2 separate regions of the Homo sapiens genome follow, and region 2 is linked to region 1. A link is an interaction called in ENCODE POLR2A ChIA-PET data of the cell type or tissue named here. Cell type or tissue: IMR-90. All regions are shown on one strand. Links, peaks and the distances in the headings refer to the core of each region. The heading gives the core; the rest is flanking DNA.

Region 1 (10,238 bases), core at 1,483-9,482:
GCACATGTATACATATGTAACTAACCTGCACATTGTGCACATGTACCCTAAAACTTAAAGTATAATAATAATAATAAAATAAATAAATAAATAAAAATAAACATAAGGGAAAAAAACAAACAACAACATATTACAACAACAACAACAAAAATCATGTTAGGTTTCTATGATTAGTGACAGTGTATAAAGATCTTTCAATGTCAAAGTAGTTTGTGGAACAGAGCAGATTTTCAAATAAACATTTTTTTTTTCATATCACTTTCTCACATTTAAAAGTAAAGTATGCCCTTGTAGTGAAGACATCCATTAATGAAATAAAAGCAGTAATGAGAAGAAAAAGAAAGCGCTTAGTATAATTCCTGCTTCATGGTAGAAAAAAGGGTACCCATTGTTTTCATGATTTAGGATGACTTAATGCAATCCAAGAGAAGAGGTCCAATTTCTGTTAGACAAGAGGACTAGAGCTTGTGAGAGAATTTGAGGTTGAAATGATGATTTGAAAGTCACTTGCATAGGAGGGTTAGTAGAAATTTCAATGAAGATTTCCATACTTGTGTGAAATTTGGATATTTGCTAAGAAAGCAGAGGACTCAATCCCACCTCTTTAGGATATGAAGGAAGTGAAGTAAGTAGATACAGGCCAGGAGCCGTAGGGAGAAAATAAAGACAAAGGCCTCGATGATGGGGAAGGAGAGTCTTGAGAGGCCACAGAGGAGAGCAGTTCTAAGAGGCCTCTACCTACCATTAATCATGTCTTTTAATGGCGGGCACTGGGAGCTATGGCCTGGCATGTGCAGTTAATGAATCCAGAGGTTCCAGCCCACAAGATTTCTGCCATTGCTTAATCTTGTGTTTCCTGGGCCCTAGATCTGAAACCATAAAATGTGCAGTATTTATTTAGCATTAGACCAGGTTCTGAGGATGCTTTTTCTGGAACTGTTTTGTGACCACAGAATTGAAAAAGGTTTTGAGATGAAATGCTAGCCCTGTACCCACGTTGGCCTGTCATTCTTTCCATTTAAAGCCACTGGTAATATGGCTGCAAGATGTATTTTGCCCATTTTTTAAAAGCCATTTTCTACTTTCTGCTTTCCAACCACCAAAGTATTTGGGAGTGTCATAATTGTTTTTCTCTTTGGAACTTCAGAAAAGATTGTTTTTTATGATAGAAATAGCATTTCTTTAATTTTTTTCTTTGTTTAATCGCCAGTGACTGCCATACCAAACCACGGACTTGGCTCATTATATTTCCAATTCTAGCTTTTGCTCTCTGGCAAATGAGTGTCACAGGACTGCCCAAAATATTTCTGAGGAGGTTTATCTCAGAGGATAGTCAGATGAAAGACTAAGAAAATGAAAATGGACTTAAATGCATTGATTCAAGTAAAGCATTTAGAATAGGCTCTGGCACATAGCAAGCATATATAAGTACTGGTTATTATCACTGTGGCATTCTAAGATAATGTAGCATAAGAGACTGGAGTAGAACAAGACCATTGTCCTTATGAAGAATAAGTGTTCCATAAGAATTCAAAACAAATGATCAGAATTTAGAAGACTTCCATGAAGCTGTTAAAAAGTGACCATGGGTGATAGGCTAAGCATGTAAAGAGATCAACCAGTTGGCAGTTGGATAAGTTACCTACAAAATGTATTATGGAATGGGAGGTGGAGGAATATAAAGTTATTAAAACCTGGCTGTAGAATCCACGTACTTTGGACATGGTTTAACAGTAACTGAAATATAGAGGTGACTGGAATTAGCACAGAAAGTAAGTATTGAGATCCTGAAAAAGGCATGGTGTTCAGGCATTTGGAAGTTGTCAACAATGTGGAAAGAGATAAATGAGTTTCTAAGCAGGTTTCTATATCTTTCCTTTTACTTAATTACTTCCAAGTTGTCCAAGTTCTCTTGCATTAGGGCAGTGTGATCAGAGCACTTATGAATAAACAATCTCATTTCTGCAGATCAGTTAGTAAATATTTAAACACCTATTTGTGTAAACATTTGCTCTGAGACATGTGAAAATCACTACAATAGATGATTTGGGTAACAAACATAAACTTCTATATTATTCAGATTATTGCCAAAGATATAAGGAATGCATTGTAGGATATTAAAGGAGGGAGAGGGGATCCTCCCCACAAATTTACATGCTAACAATGTGCAATCTAACCAGTGACATCATATGTCTAAGACTCTTTGAAGAGAATTGGGAGAACCAGACAAATGTTTAGTAAAGATTAAGGGAATAGGGGAAGAATATATGAGATGTTTTCGAGTTAGTGAAATTTCCTGAAGGCTCACTGTAGAATAGGGCATTACTGTAGAATAGGGCATTACTAAGACACACATGTGCATGCACACACACACACACAGACACACACACATTAGTGATGAGAAAATATATACAGCCACCGGCCAATCTAGCCCACTTCCTACCAGGGACTCCAGAAGCCTCAAGAACCCATTCCCAGGCTGAAATTCCGCAAAAGAAACAGCCAGTTCTGGTGGAGGAATGATCATAGCCCAACTCTTTGAAACAACCCATACCCCATCATTCCTACCAGCCATCAGAAAGGATAGTGATGATTTTATTTTAAAGGAGGGTTACAGACATATTTTCAGACCAGCTAACTTAGAGGTGAGAATACCCAAATGACCTTTGGGACAGGACAAAGAAAGAACTGTTTAATGAAGAAGAATATTCGTGTCAGGAATTTGGAAGATGAGGTTGCAAAAATAGGTCAGAACCTAATAATAGAGAACCTTTAAAGCTTAGAAAGGAAAGCTCAAAGTTTCTCTTGTTGGCATGGGAAGGGAGTAAAAGATTTATGAGCTAGAGAAGGGATCAAACATTAAAAGGTATATGTTTTATATATACTTTTCAAGGAGAAAGGTACTACTTTTCTGGTTGGTAATGATGGGATAGACTGCAGTGGAAGGAAGACTTAAGACAAGAAGCAGAGAAAACAGGTTGTTGTGACTGCCATGAATCATGCACAAGGGCTGGTTATACCATAAGGCTAGAAATAAGAGATCTTCTTAAACTAAAATTGCATGAGTGTTTTAAAAAATTACTTTTACTTTTCATTAGGAACAAGACTCAATCATACATAATAGTAGAGAATATAATAGAATAACCTCCCAAATACCTAATACCCTAATTATCAATATTTTGTCCATCTTGTTTCATTTATCTCCCTCCCCCACCACTGTTTTTACATATGTTTAATTTTTTATTTTGAAATAATTTCATGCTGAAAAGAGTTGCAAAACTAATGCCAAAAATGTCCAGACACCCTTCAACCAGATTCCTCACGTTAACATTTTGCCACACTTGTTTTGTTCTTCAGATTATTTCTCTGTGTGTCTCTCATTTTATTGCTCAAATTGTCCCAGATTTGGCCAGTGAGAGCCCCTGCAAATTGGCTCCTATATTCTTCTGACATTTCCCTGTCATCCTTTCAGTTCTTCCTGATTTCTGACACAATACATTTTTCCAGGCTCATGTTATACCTTCCATGCCACAACCCTGGAATCAAACATTTCTCCAAGGACCTCTGGTTCTTTTTGAGGAATTATGTATAGAAACAAAAATATGGGCATTAAGTATACTGATTTTTGCTGCTAGGCTATCTTAATAAACATATCTAGAAAAAAATATAGATACCATGTAGTTGTATCAATAACTATATGTATATCTATTTCTGTATATAAAATCAAGAGTTCATACTGAGACCTTCAAGTCCAATCCAATACCATAGGATTTATTCTAGCCTTACTCCTTTCCTAATTTTAATCTCCTTTTCTAACAGTGAAAAAGCTGACTGTTATTATCCACAATATAGCTAAAATCACACTTTTAATGAATTATCTATAGTATTCACTGGTAACTTTCTCTCTTTGACCTGGCTACACTTGCTTTCAGTAGAGAAGAGGAAGAAAAATGCCCACAGTGAACAACAGTTGACATATATATTCCCCACATTTTCCAATACAAAGGCAAACATAGAGTGAAATGTTTCCAGGGCAGTTAAGGACTAGTAACCTCACATGTGTCCTTAGATGGGAGTTTATTTTCTCAGACTAAGTCTGGGCTTGACATTCCAGCTGCTTGCCCTTCCACTGCAGAGGGATATGAAGAAGTCTGCACCAGCCGCTAATGGAGAAAGCAGCTGCCTCCGGAGAGAGGATGAGCCACCCTTTCCAGTCCCCCGCCTCCCCAAACTTCTCCCCATCACTGCAAACACAGCGTGCACAACCACACACAAATGAAGGGAAAAGGACCCCTGTTTGTTGCTAGGAAATCCTATTGGAAGTGAGAAAAGTCTCCCTGTAAGCAAATTCTTTTTTAGCCATTTTTTCTTTTAAATGGCGATTTGCATGAACAATAATTCGAGCCTGATGATTTTATTTGTGAGTGGTTGCCCACGTGGATTTGTGCAGTTTCCTGAGAAGGTGGGTGAGTGATCACATTATTTTAGGAAGTTTGTTTGCAGAGTCTTAATTCATTGGTTAAACACATGGTTACTGAGAACACTTTGTGTGTCAGCTACTGTGTTGACACATGAAATATAGATATGGAACAGAGCCTCAAGAGCACATGGTATAGTCACCAGGAACAGAAGTAGGACCTCTTTTCCCTAGGGGATAGACCATTTCTGATGGCTTTAAAGCAACCACCTGATATGGTATGATGTAGGTAATGCTTAGCAGCTTTCTCTAATTCTTAAGTATCTCCCTGGCACTTCTCATGATGTCTCAAGTTAGTACTTTTTGTGATTCCTTCCTAAAAGCTTTGTGAATTTCTTATAGCATTTCGTATTAGTATAAACACTTTGGCAGGATATTTGTCTTAAATCATGATGACAGATGACATATTATTGATATTATTTAGCAGTAAACTTAGGGCAAGGTCTTATGAGTAGAAACTCATAAGAAGGAAGGCAAGTCAATTGGAAGTTGAGGGCAGGGGATCCTAGCTAACACCATCAGCAATTTCTTAATCTTCTGTCTATAAAAACTGGTCAGCTGAGAACAACAGCTGATACCTCTTACAATATATAACCCAAAATATGTGTTTTGTCATTCCATCCAAAAAGGAATATAAGGAATGTCATCAGCTGCTGTGAAGCAAGAACAGATCCGAAACTTAGATGCAGGTCCTCTCCCCCACATAATTTAAAAGTGATTGCTTTTCATATATTTTTCCCCAAAAAGTGTACAATGAACCTATATCACCCTGCTTTCATAATAAGGTTAGGAGGGAGCACTCCAAAGGGAAGACCTAATACCACAGCATGTGTTGGTTAGGATTCTTGATGGCGGTGACATAAACACAGCTCAGCCAGCTTAAGGAAGATCAACTGAAAAGAAATATAGCCACAGCTCTGATGGGAGATAATGCTTCGTGGTTCTCTCAGGTTTCTGAATTTTTTGTGAGTAGAGGCAATGACTAACTTTTTAAAAGGATGTTTGTATAGTGAACAGTCACTCGAACAGAGAAAGGCTTATAACGGACAGGGTTACTGCCCATTATAAAAATCTGGATTTCCTAAAATCAGGATTCCTCCTCAGTAATGCAACTCACTGTGAGTACAAGTGTCTCTCGGTCCTCTATACATCACCATGTGGGAAATGGGACTGGAGGCACTGGCACCCTGGCTACTGCTATTGTTGTGAGTAATAACATCCTTTGTCTCTGAACCAAGTTTCATGTCTTCAACTAGTATCCATGAAACTGTGGCAAGTTCACTTGTTAGTTTGCAAGCAAAGTAAAATCTCAGACCCTTCCCAGAACTTGTCAACTCAAAGGATCAAAGTAGATACTAACTACCAGAACCAGGGTCTCAAATTCATTTCCTTAAGGACTCTCTCTCACCATCCCTTATCCATTTCTGTCTATTCCTGTTTGGCTTTAGTCTGTAGACGGAAAAGAGAAATGGCTTTTGTCAGTCCCAGATTTATAGTCTCTCAGCTCAGCAGCTGTCTGTGTATTGTTCCCAGAGAAGAACTCTGATTGACTTAATTTGGAGCATGGCCCCCAGGATCTATCTTTATTTGACAGGTATACCCATGACATATTCACTAAGAGTATATTTTTGGAACATGCTCTTGAACATAAAAATTCTTGGGAATATAGCTTCTAAAAATATGAACAACTTAATGAAGAAGATATTAATGTCAATTACTTATATTCAAAACTTTACACTCATATGCCCTTCAATTTTACCTCTCTCTCTCCCCCTCATTATTCAGCTACAGCAGAGAGTTGGGAAAGAGAAATAAAGCATTCCTAAAATGGCAGTGAAGAAGGTAAAATAAAACTAACTATAAAAGTTAGAAGAAAAGTAAATTCTGTTTACTTTTGAAATGGTCATTTGGAAAGTGGATCATTCTGCAAGTTGGTTCCGGACAAACTCATATAGAACCCTCCTTTCCACTCCTGCTCTGACCCCTGCTAATATTAACTCCTCTTCCTTCACTCCCTTATTACTACACGTGTCTATTTCCCCAATAAGCTCTTGAGAGAACAGAGATTTCTCCTTATGTTTCACACAAAGTATTTTCTACAAATAAAACTTTTTTAATGTCCACAAAAAAGACTCTTACCAGGCTCTTCTTGTAAGTAAAAGGTCTTATAAAGCAGTGGTCCCAAAACTTTTTGGCACCAGAGACCAGTTTTGCAGAAGACAATTTTTCCACACACCAGGGCAGCCAGGGATGGTTTCAGGATGATTCAAGCACATTAATTGTACACTTTATTTCTATTATTATTACATTGTAATATATAATGATGAAATAATTATACAACTCACCATAATGTAGGATCAGTGGGAGCCCTGAGCTTGGTTTCCTGCAACTAGATGGTCCCATCTAGGGGTGATGATCGTGACAGATCCCTCGCACGCACAGTTCACAACAGGGTTTATGCTCCTATAAGACTCTAATGCTACCACTGACCTGACAAGAGGCAGAGCTCAGGCAGTAAGGTGAGTGATGTGGGGTGGCTGTAAATACAGATGAAGGTTCGCTGACATGCCTGCCCTGTTGCTCCCTGCTGCTGTGCAGCCCGGTTCCTAACAGGCCACAGACCGGTAGGGCCTGGGGGTTAGAGACATCCATCATAAAGGAACACAGGAAGACGAAAGATCCCCCAAATGCTGATTTATATTGTTCTCAACAATTCTTTCCCTCTAGTTTGAAAGAAAGAATTGCCTAAGTTCCAAAGACTTGAGCAGACTTTATTTTCTTGCTCATTAATTCTCAGTTTTAAGAAACTGTTAAAAAATAGAGCTCAATCAAACTAATTAGAATAAAATTTCCTGTTAAATTATGTGAAGATCATTGAGGTCATATTAAAATAAGCTCTGTAACTTCTATTTGAAAACACCTTTCTTTGCTCATGTACCTTCTTCTGCCAATTTTTCCCCAAATTGCTTAAATACTGAAATTTTTAATGAGTCTTTGTTTAATTTTGATATTAAATGGATGGTTATAGCTTGGTGTTTTTTTTTTTGTCTGACTCTTCATACTTATTGCTGCCTTTTACCTTGGTAAAGAGGCAAGAGAGGCCAAGGCCTTGAAATGAGGACTCTGGACAAAGACAACGGAGCCAGTTTGGCTTTTGCAGGGTCAGTGAGTCATGGTACAGTCACAGATCCCCACGGGCTCAAGCCCATTGGCAGGCCAGCTGAGCCTCAGCTTCTGTAGCAGGTAGGCCAGCCAACTGGATGACAGTGGATTAATATTACTAGTCTTGGTCTGTTTTCCTTTAGTGCAGTGCTTTGAGTATATATATATTTCTTAAATCTGTTTTCAAATGACGATGTAGCTGATGGTGATTTTACAAACCGTTATCATACTTACTAGAACGGCCTTAGGCAACGTCTTTCACTTAAAGCATCTCCTGACTACTTTGAACCCCCGAATTTCCCTGTAAATTAAATACTGAAATAATTCTAATTATGTGACCTTTTTCTAGGAGATCTATATCAGCCACATTTTAAAAAATAACATGGGACAATTATGGATTACATTAGGTCAGACCTATAACATGGGACAATTATGAATTACATTAAGTCAGACCTATAGATGTAAGTTTCTGGAGCGCTTGGAATTGATTCCAAGGACAACTCCTATAATCGACCCAACCATCTTTTCCTACAATGGATAGTCTAGTATGTGATGTGGTGCAGGGAAATCCCAAGAGATAACTTCTGCATCTGCAACACAGACATCTGAAATGCTTCCATAGATGACATACTTATCCATGGAAGTATATTGTTCTTATTGACAGAGAAAATAAAATTCTGTTTGGGCTGCAAGGCTTTTTTTAATCACCTCAGTAAACAATAGCCAAGAAATCAGTGTGTCTCATCTTCATAGATTTACATTTAAGAGCTTTATTGATTTTGTATGATGTTAAAATTCTGAAGGCCTGAACAAAAGAGATATCTTATTTTTTTTACCAGTGTAACTAGCCACTTAGAATATTTTGATGGTAGTACAAACCAAATGCTTTGTTCTGGAATAAATAAATAGCTTTCTGAGAGTTCCAAATTTTGGCTAATTCTTGATCAAAGCAAGCACAGTCTTTTCATTGACAGTGGAATAGACATGTGTTAGCAAATATTAAGTACATCAATTATCATAGTTTGCCATTCTTAGACATAGCCAGATTTATAAAATATTCTAAAAATAAGCCTCACAGAATTTTTAAGAAGCAAATAACAACAACAAAAATAACTGGTTGGGGAAAAATATGTAGTAAAGAGAAGAAACTTAAAGAAAAAGAGGAGGAACAATTCAGTACTCATGATGAACTATGAGAGACAGTTTTCAAATGCTCATTCAGTTAAGTCAATATAAATTCAATAATTTTTGCAAACTAAGAAATCTTAACTAAAGGTAATTAGTAAAGGATGAGCCTAACCTAATAATAATCAAGTTTTGAGGAATGGACACGAAAGAGAAAACTAGCATATTATATTACTCCTTTTTAAGATTGCATATAGAGTTCATGTATTCTTCACCGTCAAGATTAATCTGGACATCTGATGAATAGTCTCAGTAAGTGTTGTTTAATAATACAGAGGCAAGAAAAATATCTTTTGGCCAGATAATATGAGACTCAATTTTCTTAAATACTACTTAATAAACCATCAGAAGAAGCTAGGTGGGTTGGAATGAACCTTTGTTTTCCTGTATAAATTTGAGCTAAACTTTGATAAGATATTGATATTTTTATAGGCTTAATATTTGTGACTTTTAAAAAGTAGAGGTTGTTTCTTCCCTAGTGTGGATTATGACATAGACAAATAAAGAGGAAATTAGTGAAGAATTCTTATCTGATTGTGTAGACTTGTTCCATGTAATGCATAATTACAGTTCATCACAATTGATATACATAAGTCAAATTTTATTTTTGCTCTTTCTTAAACTTGTTTTCATTATACTGTCTTTTCTTCTTCTAAAATCCACTTTTCTAGATGTGTGTCCTCATTCCTATACCCCCAAAGCATTTAGTTAGCCAGTCATTATACCTTTACATTGGGAGCACTCATTAAGGGAGGAGGTGAGGCCTCTGAATGACTGAAGAATCCATAGTATTTCCTTCCAAAGTAAAATCTCTTTGCTCCTTTATTGGACTTAAGATTCTGTTGCCAATAAGCATCTGTAATAGGGAATTGCTGAAGCTCAATGGGTAGAATGACCCATGCGTGTCAAAGCAAAAATGCTGAGCTCAGATGTGGCAGGCAGATAGTGTCAAATCCAGCAGGCCACTGGATAACCCTTTCCTTAGTGGCCTATGAAGGGAAGCCAATTTCCCTTCTGCTTTCTGCCCACAGACATGCCATTCTGTCATCTTCCCTCATCTACTTTATAGAATACAGCTGCCCATCAGATAGCACTGCCCTGCTAAGCCAACCCAGTCTTCCCCAGTGGAAATTTTAGAGCTAGTGATCTTATTTTCTAATGAAAAGTAAGACCTTAAACTCTGAGTCAAATACAGGCCCTGGGTATGTTTTTCTGGGGCAGCATCTTCTGGGCGCATGTGTATGTACCTCTCACACCTGCACAGCGTTGCCTTTCCCAGTTCTAAGAAGAGGAAGCCAAACTCCACATGAACACTGGGCTGAGAAACAAGGCAGGGAGAACAGACAAGCCCTGGTGAGGTGTCTGTAACGCCAGGGCACACATGGTACCCTGGGCTGTCCAAGGGAGGTGTGAC
Region 2 (10,238 bases), core at 1,142-9,141, 110 kb before region 1:
ACAGGCTTTCCCACTCTCTCCTGCTGCGCCAGCACTTCTCAGCCCCAGCTGGAGAGGTTTTAGAACCATCTTTCCCCTCAGTGTTCTGCCAGCTTGCCCCACGACTGCCTAGTTCCATCTAGCCCCAGCCCATTTTTGTTTTATGCTTGTGGCTATTGGTAGCAAAAAATCAGTGGCTACACTAGCTGGAGACTGTCAAGGCCAGCTCGAGGAACCAAGAGCAGACTGGGATCTGGAGAGTACATGTGAGTGTGTATGTGTGATGTGTGATGTGTGTGTGTGTGTGTGTGTGTATGTGTGAAAGAGAAGTTGGGTGAGAGTGAAGGTGTGCAAGCAAATGTGACTAAAAGTATTATACAATGTGTTAGTAAGAAGTTTGAATGTAGTAATACATAAGGCAGAGGATGAACAGGTGTGAATGATACAGAAGAAGGGACATAAAGAGAAGCCAGTGGGATATGTCATCGAATTAAGTTGAAAAAAGGAGAAAAATGTTTGTAGGAATGTAGTGGGGAAGGAAAAAATAGTATTAAAATATATGGAGTTATATGTGAAAACACGTATGTGTGTGTGTATGTATATATGTGTAAATTTTATAAAATTAAGTCATGAAAAATAGATTGCTTGTTCCGAAGCTTAGTAAGTTAGGGGTCAATTCAGGAAAAATCCGTACTGTTATATATGCAACTCTCCTTTTCTAGGGGATAAATGTAGCCCCAGTTAAACAATCTATATATAGAAAAGACCAGCACCCTTAAGAGAGGAAGGCTTGATTCATGAGTAACGATGGCCAGTGTCCATTCCAGGAAAGCCAGCATCTGCTCTTAACCACAATCCCTTAAGGCTGGATGCCATAGCCATATATGGAGTGCTATAGGGAAAGGAAGGGAGTCTCTTTCTGGAGTCCCCACAGATGCTGTAAGTGGCATCCAGCCTATCTTCAAGTCAGCTCAAATTCAGAGGAAAGGGGTTCTGTTTTGATAGGGACCAACTAGACCCAACAGAAGGAAACAGACACATGAGCACAGGCCAACTTGCTGAAGGAACATTGCTTGGTTTCCTTTTTCTGTAGAAAGGAGCCAGTGTTCTGTGGTGTGCTGCCTTCTGTGTCTCAGAAGGTATGTTGTTTTCTGATCCTAACTCTGTTATCATCCTGTTTGCACTTGGTGACTCACAACAGATGCTCTGGCTTTCCCACAGCTGTGCTCTTATCACTGCAGGGCGAGCAGAGCAGCAGTCACATCTGCGTGGTCCTGACCTTACCCTCCTGGGGCTGCTCCTATGCCAGCCATTCCCAGTTTAGAGGGGCTGTAATAGCGTTTCCATGGTACTGAAGACAATTCACAGGAAAATAGTTTATTTGAATAGCAAATGCTTTGACCAGGTTCTGGACTGTGGAAAGCCCCTAGTACAGTGACAACATTAACCACACAAACAACAAGTATTAGTACTATTACTATTACATTATTATTACTATACAGGGAAATGAACCAACACCACCATGAATCAAACATTTTCCTGGAATTTTAGCATCTGATTTGGAAACATATTTCTTATTAGTTGACAAAAGACAAAAGGAAACTTCAGTAATATCTCTATAGCCTTATAAAAAATGAATGCAGAAATATGTTTGAATGTCCTGCTATCCAATTTTCCTCATGGTATGCAACAACGCCACTGTGGCAAATATTAGAGGAGAGAAAGCAGAAAGTAGCTCCAAGGCAAATTCCAGCCAAGGGCCATTTTATCATATCTTTTTCTCTGTGTCACTTTGGGTTTTGGGAAATCTTTTTTTTTTTTTTTTGATTTTTTTTTTTAATTATACTTTAAGTTTTAGGGTACAAGTTGTATATCCAAAAGAGATTTTGAAGGGTTAACAGTGTCATTGATTAATCACCCTTAATGTTCAGTTGTCTCACAATCCCAAGGCATTATGAAACCTCTTGTAAGTAAATAAATTGTCATTTTATTTTAATGGTTTTGAGACAATTGTAGACTCACAAGCTATTGTAAGAAATAATATAAAGAATTTCCACATTCCCTTTACCTAGTTTGCCCCAACTCGCAAAAGTTCTGTGCAAAACCACAATTAAATATCAACCAGGATATTGGCATTGACACAACCCATTGATCTTATCTAGATATTCAGACTTCCCTAGCTTACCTATACTCATACTCATTTGTATATTTACTCCTATGTAATTCTATCACATGCATAGGTTTGTGTCTCTATCACTTGAGTCAAGATACAGGACAGTTCCTTTACCAGAAGGATCTCTTTTACATTGCTCAAATCAAAAGAACATTTCTCATTGAGTGGTACAAGGGAATACCTGTAATTGAGGAATTAAAAAAGAGTGAGGAAAAAACTCACACCTTGACCTTGTAAATCAGTGATTATTATGCTTAGGTAGAACATTTAATCAAACAGTTCTTTTTCTTCACCTTTAATTCACTTAGCAATCATTTTGGAGGGAGTGTGCTAGACATTAAAAAAAATTATTAACACACATGGTTCTGGCCAGGCATGGTGGTTCATGCATATAATCCAGCACTTTGGGAGGCCAAGGTGGAAAGATCCCTTGAGTCTCAGAATTTGAGACCAGCCTTGGCAACATAGTGAGGCCCCCATCTCTACAGAAAATAAAAAAAAATTAGCTGGGCATGATGACACACACCTGTAGTCCCAGTTACTTGGGAAGCTGAGGTGGGAAGGACTGCTTGAGCACAGGAGTTTGAGGCTGCAGTGAGCCACGATTGCACTACTGCACTTCAGCCTGGGCAACAGAGTGAGACCTTGTCTTAAAAGTAAATAAGTAAAGACACGTGGTCCTTCAAAGAGAGAGGTATAAACAACCAATGGTATTTTGATAAATACTTTAATGGAAGAATGTACAAAGAACCAGGAGAAACAATATTCATTTGACTAACATTTGTAGTCAACTAACACCAGTAGAAACAATAGTCAGTCAACTAACATTTGTAAAAAGTTGGGACAGATTTATCCTAGCACATTGCTTTTCTGGCAGGGACGATGTTCCTTTCGCTCTCTACACAATTCTTATCAAATCTCAATGGAGACCAAACACACACAGAGGAATGTAAAAAGCTGGAAAAAGGTCACGAATATACCCCCAAACCTCTTTGGATTGAAATGATTTTCAAAGGGTGAAGACTATGAAATTGTTCAGCAAGGACCCCACTAATAAGTCTGTCACACTTAGGGAATTTTTGCATTTTTATCTCCAGCACTTTCATAAACCTATCAAATTAGTCAGAACACACATGGTTAGATACCATTGAATTAAAAGAATGAATGCTGCTTTTGCCTTGTCTTGAGGAAGTTTTCAATGTTTACGCTAAAAATTAGTGAAACCCAAATTATCTGGTATATATCTGAAAAATCTGACGTTCATGTTCCAGAGATAACAGTGTTTATGTGTGTTTGTTTCTTCCTTCAAAACTGTACTAATAACATCTATTTGTGGGAGAGGGGGCTTCTTAGCTGTATAGAAGTAACATAAACATGGTGCTGTACAGACTAAGTGGAGAGTTGGGATATTCAAATCAACCAGTTAAACAACAGTAAATGCAGTAAGTCATGAAGAGAGAGAGAAATGTGCATGGCTTATGATATGGGTGAATGAAGGTAGGACTTGAATCCAGCCCAGGTGTTGGATAGTGAGAGAGCAGGGAGGAAGTATGTCCCTTGAGAGATAAATTACATAAGCAGGTTAGAAAATGAGAATTATATTCAAGAACAGTGAGAGTCCAGGTCAGTTGAGAGTGTGGAACTCAAATCAGGAATCATGAGATTGGTGGGCTCTAGGATCTGATGGCTCAGATTCAAAACCCAGATATACCACTTACTGGATGTATAAATTGGGGAATGAATTAACCTCTCTCTGCCTCAATGTTGTCACTTATAAATTGGGGATAATTGTACGTGTCTCATGGGATTATAGTGAGAATTAAAGACGATAACTTGTGAAAACCACTTCTCAGAGTGCCTTACATAGAATTGCTTATTGTATTATGACTACTATTCTATATTAATTATGAAATAATATTTTGTTAAGCCTTAAATGCTATCTTAAAAACAGACAAAAACAACTGAAGATTTTAACTTGTAGGCAATAGTATGATCATTTTTAAATAGAGCAGTATGTAGGGAGATGTAAAAAGGTCTTTCCATAGAGACTGCATTAAAAGAGGGTGAGAATTGAGACAGGGAAAAGCTTTAGGAAGAAGGAAAATCATCACAGCGTGAGAAAAGGGAAAACTGGTTTGGAATAGAAGGGAGAGACCTTAAAGGAAAACTGTGTGGAATTAGGGATTACTGGATACTACAGATGAGAGGAAAGAAACGTCTTTCTTTTTTTTTCAAATTCTGGAAAAGATTGTATCATGAATTATATGAAAAAGGGAGTTGGTTTTGGTATAGAATGAGGAAAAGGATAATGAGTTTATTGTGAGTAGTTGAAAGTGAGAGTAGAATATTCTATATCAGTTGGGGTTCAATCAGAGGCATAGAACTGGTAGGAGCTCTCTCTCTCAATATATCACATCTATATATCTTAACACTTACATATGTATGTATACATATGTATATTTTATATTTTGTTTACATTATATAAACTTACATATGGATTTACTTGTTATGTAAGATTAGCTCACACAATTGTGAGGTCTGGCTAGGTAAGCCTGAATTCCACAGAGCAGGCATCAGGAAGAGATTATCATAAGCAGGCAGGCCCCATGAGCTTCAGCTGATGCTTGAAGTCCACAAAAAGAAGGGAAGGTCCAGGGGAAGGGGGAGCATGCTGGCCTGTTGGTGTGTCTGATTTTCACGGAAGGCCTAGTCCCTCTCTAAATGGCTTCTGCTTAATTAAGTGAGGCACCCAAGGATAATCTCTCTTTTGGTGAACTCAAAATCAACTGATTTGGGGCTTTATTTACATCTCCTCTTACTGGAGAATTCAAACGGTAGTTTGATTGAGTCACTGGTAGAATGTGCATGTCTTCATCACTGCCTCCCTCCTGCACCCTAACTCTCAAAAGAGAATGTTTCTTGTAGCCTAACTCTAACTAGAAACACACTAGAAAGGAAAGTCGGGGAAATGTGGTTCAGCCTAGCCAAGCTGACACATCCCAAAGCCATCACACATTCCAGTGGTGATGACATATATGTTATGAGAAAAATAGACTGAAAATGAGTAAAAGATACACATGGCCGGGCGCAGTGGCTCATGCCTGTAATCTCAGCACTTTGGGAGGCTGAGGTGGGCGGATCACCTGAGGTCGGGAGTGCGAGACCAGCCTGACCAACATGGAGAAACATGGTTTCTACTAAAAATACAAAATTAGCTAGGCGTGGTGGCACGTGCCTGTAATCCCAGCTACTCAAGAGGCTGAGGGAGGAGAATCGCTTGAACCCAGGAGGTGGAGGTAGCAGTGAGCCCAGATGGGCCACTGAACTCCAGCCTGGGCAATAAGAGCGAGACTCCATTTCAAAAAAAAAAAAAAAAAAAAAAAGATGCAGGCAGATGATAAGGATTTGAGTTAATAACAGAGAGCTGACAGGTAGATTAGGAAGCAGGAATTATTCATCAGGAAAAAGAAAGAAGTAAGAGTAAACCTTGTGCAGTACCCACAGTGAGGCTACATCAGGAGGAACATGAGCAGTAAAGGAGCAGTGAAGCCAGCATGGTAGGAGAGAGCCACTAAAGGTTAGGAATGCAGAAGGCAAGAGCGCGTATACTGTCAGTTACTCTCCTGCTTAGAACACCTAATGAATCCATGTCGCCCGTCAAATATCAACAGTATACACTGAAACTGGTATTCGAGGCCCCTCATGCAGTGACCCCACCTAGTTTTCTATCTTCGCCCTCAGCCACTCTTCCATACTCATGACCCCTCTGCTCTAACCTTACTGGACTTCTATCTACTTTCCAGCCACAACTTTGATGCTTGACATCTTCTCTTGGAAAGCCCTTCCTCCTTACCTAGCAATCACCTATTTATTATATGTTGTCTAGTTCAAATACTGCCTTCTGTCTTTTGCCTTCTCCAATCCTCATCCTCCATACTGTTCAGAAATTAGAATTTCGTGTCTTCTTCTGCTAAACTACTTAAGCTATAAACATTAAATTACCTGACTCCTTCACTCAGTTTTAAATTTCTGAAGGATACAACTATATGATATTTGCATTTGATCCCTAGCCTGTAGCATGATGCCTGGAAAATAGTAGTTTTTTTTCAAATGAATGAAATAAAATAATGATTGAATGAGTAAATCCATTAAATATTGAATAGAGGCCCTTTGGAAACTATGTTCTCCCCTCCCCCTTGTTATATAACTCAGAGACTTGAGGAATTGTATTCTTGGCTGCCTATGAGAAAGCAAGTCATCATTTATTCATTCGCCATTGATTCATTTTTTTTAAATGTAAGCTTATCTTTTTGAGAAACATATAGGAAAGGTATTTGAGGGAAGGTTTGACTTCACATTGTCCCTCAGTTAACCTTAACAGTCACCTTAACCATCAAGAAAGACTACTTGTTAGATGTAAACAAAACCCTAAGCTGCTTTTCAAGTTCCCATAGTAGGTGGCTGAATCTAAATGTGAGGAAGGTGTGGACCATATTCAGGTAGGGGAGTTCAGGTGATCTGAAAGCACAGGCCACAGAACTACTCATGAGGTCTTGATGCCTCTAGTTTTTGAAGCAGATCAAAAGGACATGTATAGCAAGCTCCGGAAATGTCCAGAAACAATTCTGATTTTATAACCTCCTTTCATCTTTATGACTAAAATTAGCAAGTAGGACCAAGGTTTATGCTGATGACCTCAGCATAAATCCTCAAAGTTTGCCACAATCAGAAGAAAACATTTCTAGGTTGACAATTGTCCTGTGTTCCTTGTCCCTTCCTGTGGCACTTTCTTGTGCCCAGTCATAGTTTGTTCTAACTGCTGCTAATTCCTCATAATTCTATAAAGTTTTCTTCAGCAGTAGATTGTTAGACCCTGGTCATCATGCCCCTATGCTGTCATTGTCCAAATACTGTCAAAATTGCAAAGGAGAGACAAGAGATGCCCTGTGGATCATCCAAGTGCCAAATATATCTCCCCTGACTCCACTGTGATAGAGCATCACCATCTCCTCCTTGTGATCAAGTTCATTTACCCTACTAGGGTGGTGATTCCTTTTTTGCCTGCTGGTCCCTTGGCCAAGGAACCTGAGTGACTGGGTGAGAACCATACCTTAAGGTTTCACAAAACTCTTGCTGTGTCTGTCCCCTGGTAGAAATGTTCCTCCTCTGGGAAACAAGATCCCCAACATTGATCCAGCTTCACAGGTGATACTGAACTTTATTCTTAGCAAGGTTCACACAAATATATAACAATAATTAGGTCAGGCTATTTTTAAATTGAAAGTATAATGAAACCAGAAATGACAATCTCAACAAAGAAAATTCTAGAATCTAGGTAGTGGGGCATAGGTGATTTGAGAAGAAGAACCCAGAGATGTGGGTTCAAATCCTAGCCCTGTGGCCTGCTATCAGTGTGAGGGTGGACAAGTTACTAAACCTTAGCTTAGTCTACTCATCATTCAGAGTCAGTACTTTCTACTTGACGAGATTTTTGTGAGAACTAAATTAGAGGGTTGCACGGAAGAACCTATACTAAGTAGACTTCAATTCAACAATGCCAGGCCCTTCCACTTTGCTTTCTAAGATTATGCAGGGGGTTCTCAGCAGGAAGATGATGTGCTTGCCATTCTACTTCATCTATGCTTCCCAACCCCCTCTTGCTTCTCACTTAATCACAATCCAGAATGACCTCTGGAAAAGATAACCTAGGAAACCACAAAACAAATATAGAAGTGTTTAAATTTTCTCAGCAACAAAAATAGCCGGGGTGACTGGTCTTTCTCAAGACTCCTTGATGCATGACTAAGAGAATTTTGAAATGTCTTTTAAGTTTTCCTACTAGGGATACTGGTATTTCCCCACCATCCCATTTCTGTTATCCAAAGAGTTGTGCCATTTCTCAGAGAAGTTTTCAAACCTTCTTTATGCAGCTATGTTTGGAAATGAACTAATCTTTTTAGAGTGCTGAAACATGATATGTATGAGTTTTAGAGTCCCTTGATGACAGTGAATATGTAAATGTATGGATACATGCATCATATAAGGGATTATATACTGGAAGCAAGAATGAAGGTGAGAGTGAGAAAGCGAGAGAGCAAGAGAGCTAGAGAGAGAGAGAGAGGTGGTGAAGAGTTTTCTATGATGATACATGGTTTAAGCTGGAGGTGGGGGTGAAGTTGCCTAGTGGTTAAAGCTTTGGCCTTGAGTTTATATCCCAGCTCTGCTCCTCACTCTCTGTATGTCCTTGGCACACCTCTGAAACTTTCTAGGCCTTGTCTCATCTGTAAAATGGAAATAATATTACTAACTACTGGCTTCATAGAGTCATGGAGATGTGGTAGATGCGATTATGAATATTAAATGCTTTGTATTGCGCCAAGTATAAAGTAAGCACTCATTATAGAATTTATTGTTATCTGTTCATGGGACTTTCTTTTGTCTTCCAAAAAAGCCATCCCAATACTAAACTTAATTCTTGCAAAGGAAAGGACCGCCCCATTTGAAGTTTCTCACTGTTGGCACATTTGCTGGATAAAGCTTATTTCACTCAACATCCATTTCTACCATTTATTTTACCTATTTGTATCTGGAAGACTAAAAATGACATTTCACAGACTAATGTGCAACGAGGTTCTGGATGTGATATAGTTTTACCAATGAAATGGGCATTCTACCAATGTAGGGACCGCCTAAGGGAGCTGGGTCTCCTGCTGCTATAGGGGCTAGTGGGCAAGGTCAGGAGAGGGAGAACATTTTTGGAGGTGGAAATCCACATTCCAGAGCCAGGTGGCCAACCCGTGGGTGTCACACAGTTGGGGCAGTGGCCAGAGTGGAAGCAGCATAGCAGCTCTTTCCAGTCTCAGCCCTGTAACTATGGTGATGCTACCTTGAAGAAAGTGACTTCTCCTCCTCCAGCCCTTCCAAAGATTGTGCAAGCACCATTGTGTGAAATCTCTCTTCTTACATATCTGGAGCTATTTCCAGTTATGTTACCTGAACTCTGAGTGACGTAGCACCTATCTGAGCTCTTTCTGTGCCCTTTACCTTGTTGCTGTGGTAGCTGATGAGACTTTGGATAAAATGGCCCGTGTCCTATCTATTGACTGCTAGGTGTAGGCATATGATGGGCATTGTCATAAAAAACAAAAAAGAAAAGAAAAGAAACAAGTAAAAACAAAACCCCAAGCACCCAAATCCAATCCTTTCCTTCACAACACTTTGCAGAAATAAGGCGTCAGACTTATTAAAGACTTTTGTGCTTTTACTGAACCACTTGAATTCTTCATTAGCCTGTGGGGACCGTTAAAAAATTTGAGTCAGCAATAGGCCACTCCTAATGAATGTGATTCATCCAAGTTTGGAGTGAGAGTGCGTACTACTAGTGACAGGGTCATTGTCAGCATGTTTTAGATTGTCCTACTCTTTTGTTTGGGAAAACCTGTATACTTGGATATGTGGACTCACCACATACTGTTTACTCATCTGCTATTTTATACATTTATTCAGTAATTCAGTAGCTATTTGCTGAATGCCTGCTAATACAAATAGTTCTGTCTAGGTACGAGGGACACAGCAGTGGACAGAACAGGAAAAATGGAAAAATCCTTGTTTACATGGATGTTACTTTATAATGGGGGAAGAAAGACAAAAGACTCTTTAATCAAGCAATTAATAAGAGAATGTGAGGTAGTGGTAAAGGCTATGCAGAAAAACAAAATAGGTAGGCACAGAGTATACTTTTGTTAGAATAAACAAAGGAGACCCCTCCGATAAAGGTGGAAGCTAGCCAAAGACCTGAATAAAGAGAGGTGGCAAACCATTTGTGTATTGGAGGAAGCACACTCCAGGCAGAGAGAATGGCAGCACCCATGCCCTGAGCTGGGAGACTGCTTGACAAGGGTGGGTCAGCCAGAAGGCCAGAGAGTGGAGTGAGGAAGGAGAAGAGCAGCTGGAGAGGAGGCGGGTGCTTGTGAGTCCTGGGAGGGACCTTTGATTTTAAGAGTGATGGGAAACCATGATGTGGAGTGACATTACCTAACTTACATTTGAGGATCATCCTGGCTGCTGAGTGGAGTAAAGGTTTTGT

What was found. Peaks named below come from ENCODE experiments on the same cell type or tissue, not always from the same donor. Only the 100,000 strongest peaks of a DNase experiment are listed, where the experiment ranks them.
Region 2: POLR2A ChIA-PET joins it to region 1 with 10 read pairs; 2 of 35 experiments call an interaction of 5 or more read pairs at or near these places.

What each region holds. Positions count from the first base shown.
Region 1 is chr15:39,025,688-39,035,925 of GRCh38, reverse strand. The region is part of intron 2 of LOC105370777 (a long non-coding RNA gene); the gene reads left to right. It overlaps LOC105370781 (a long non-coding RNA gene), which reads right to left. Exons shown (of 3, transcript NR_188221.1): 3 at 9,405-10,238. Among named protein-coding and RNA genes, the nearest start is that of LINC02915, 220 kb to the left of the region's middle. In IMR-90, for the core only: no CTCF peak of the experiment used is centred there; a DNase peak (open chromatin) is centred at 7,665.
Region 2 is chr15:39,131,093-39,141,330 of GRCh38, reverse strand. All of the region lies in intron 1 of LOC105370777 (a long non-coding RNA gene), which reads left to right. Among named protein-coding and RNA genes, the nearest start is that of LINC02915, 110 kb to the left of the region's middle. In IMR-90, for the core only: no CTCF peak of the experiment used is centred there; DNase peaks (open chromatin) are centred at 1,180, 5,110 and 7,930; H3K27ac peaks cover 3,527 bases.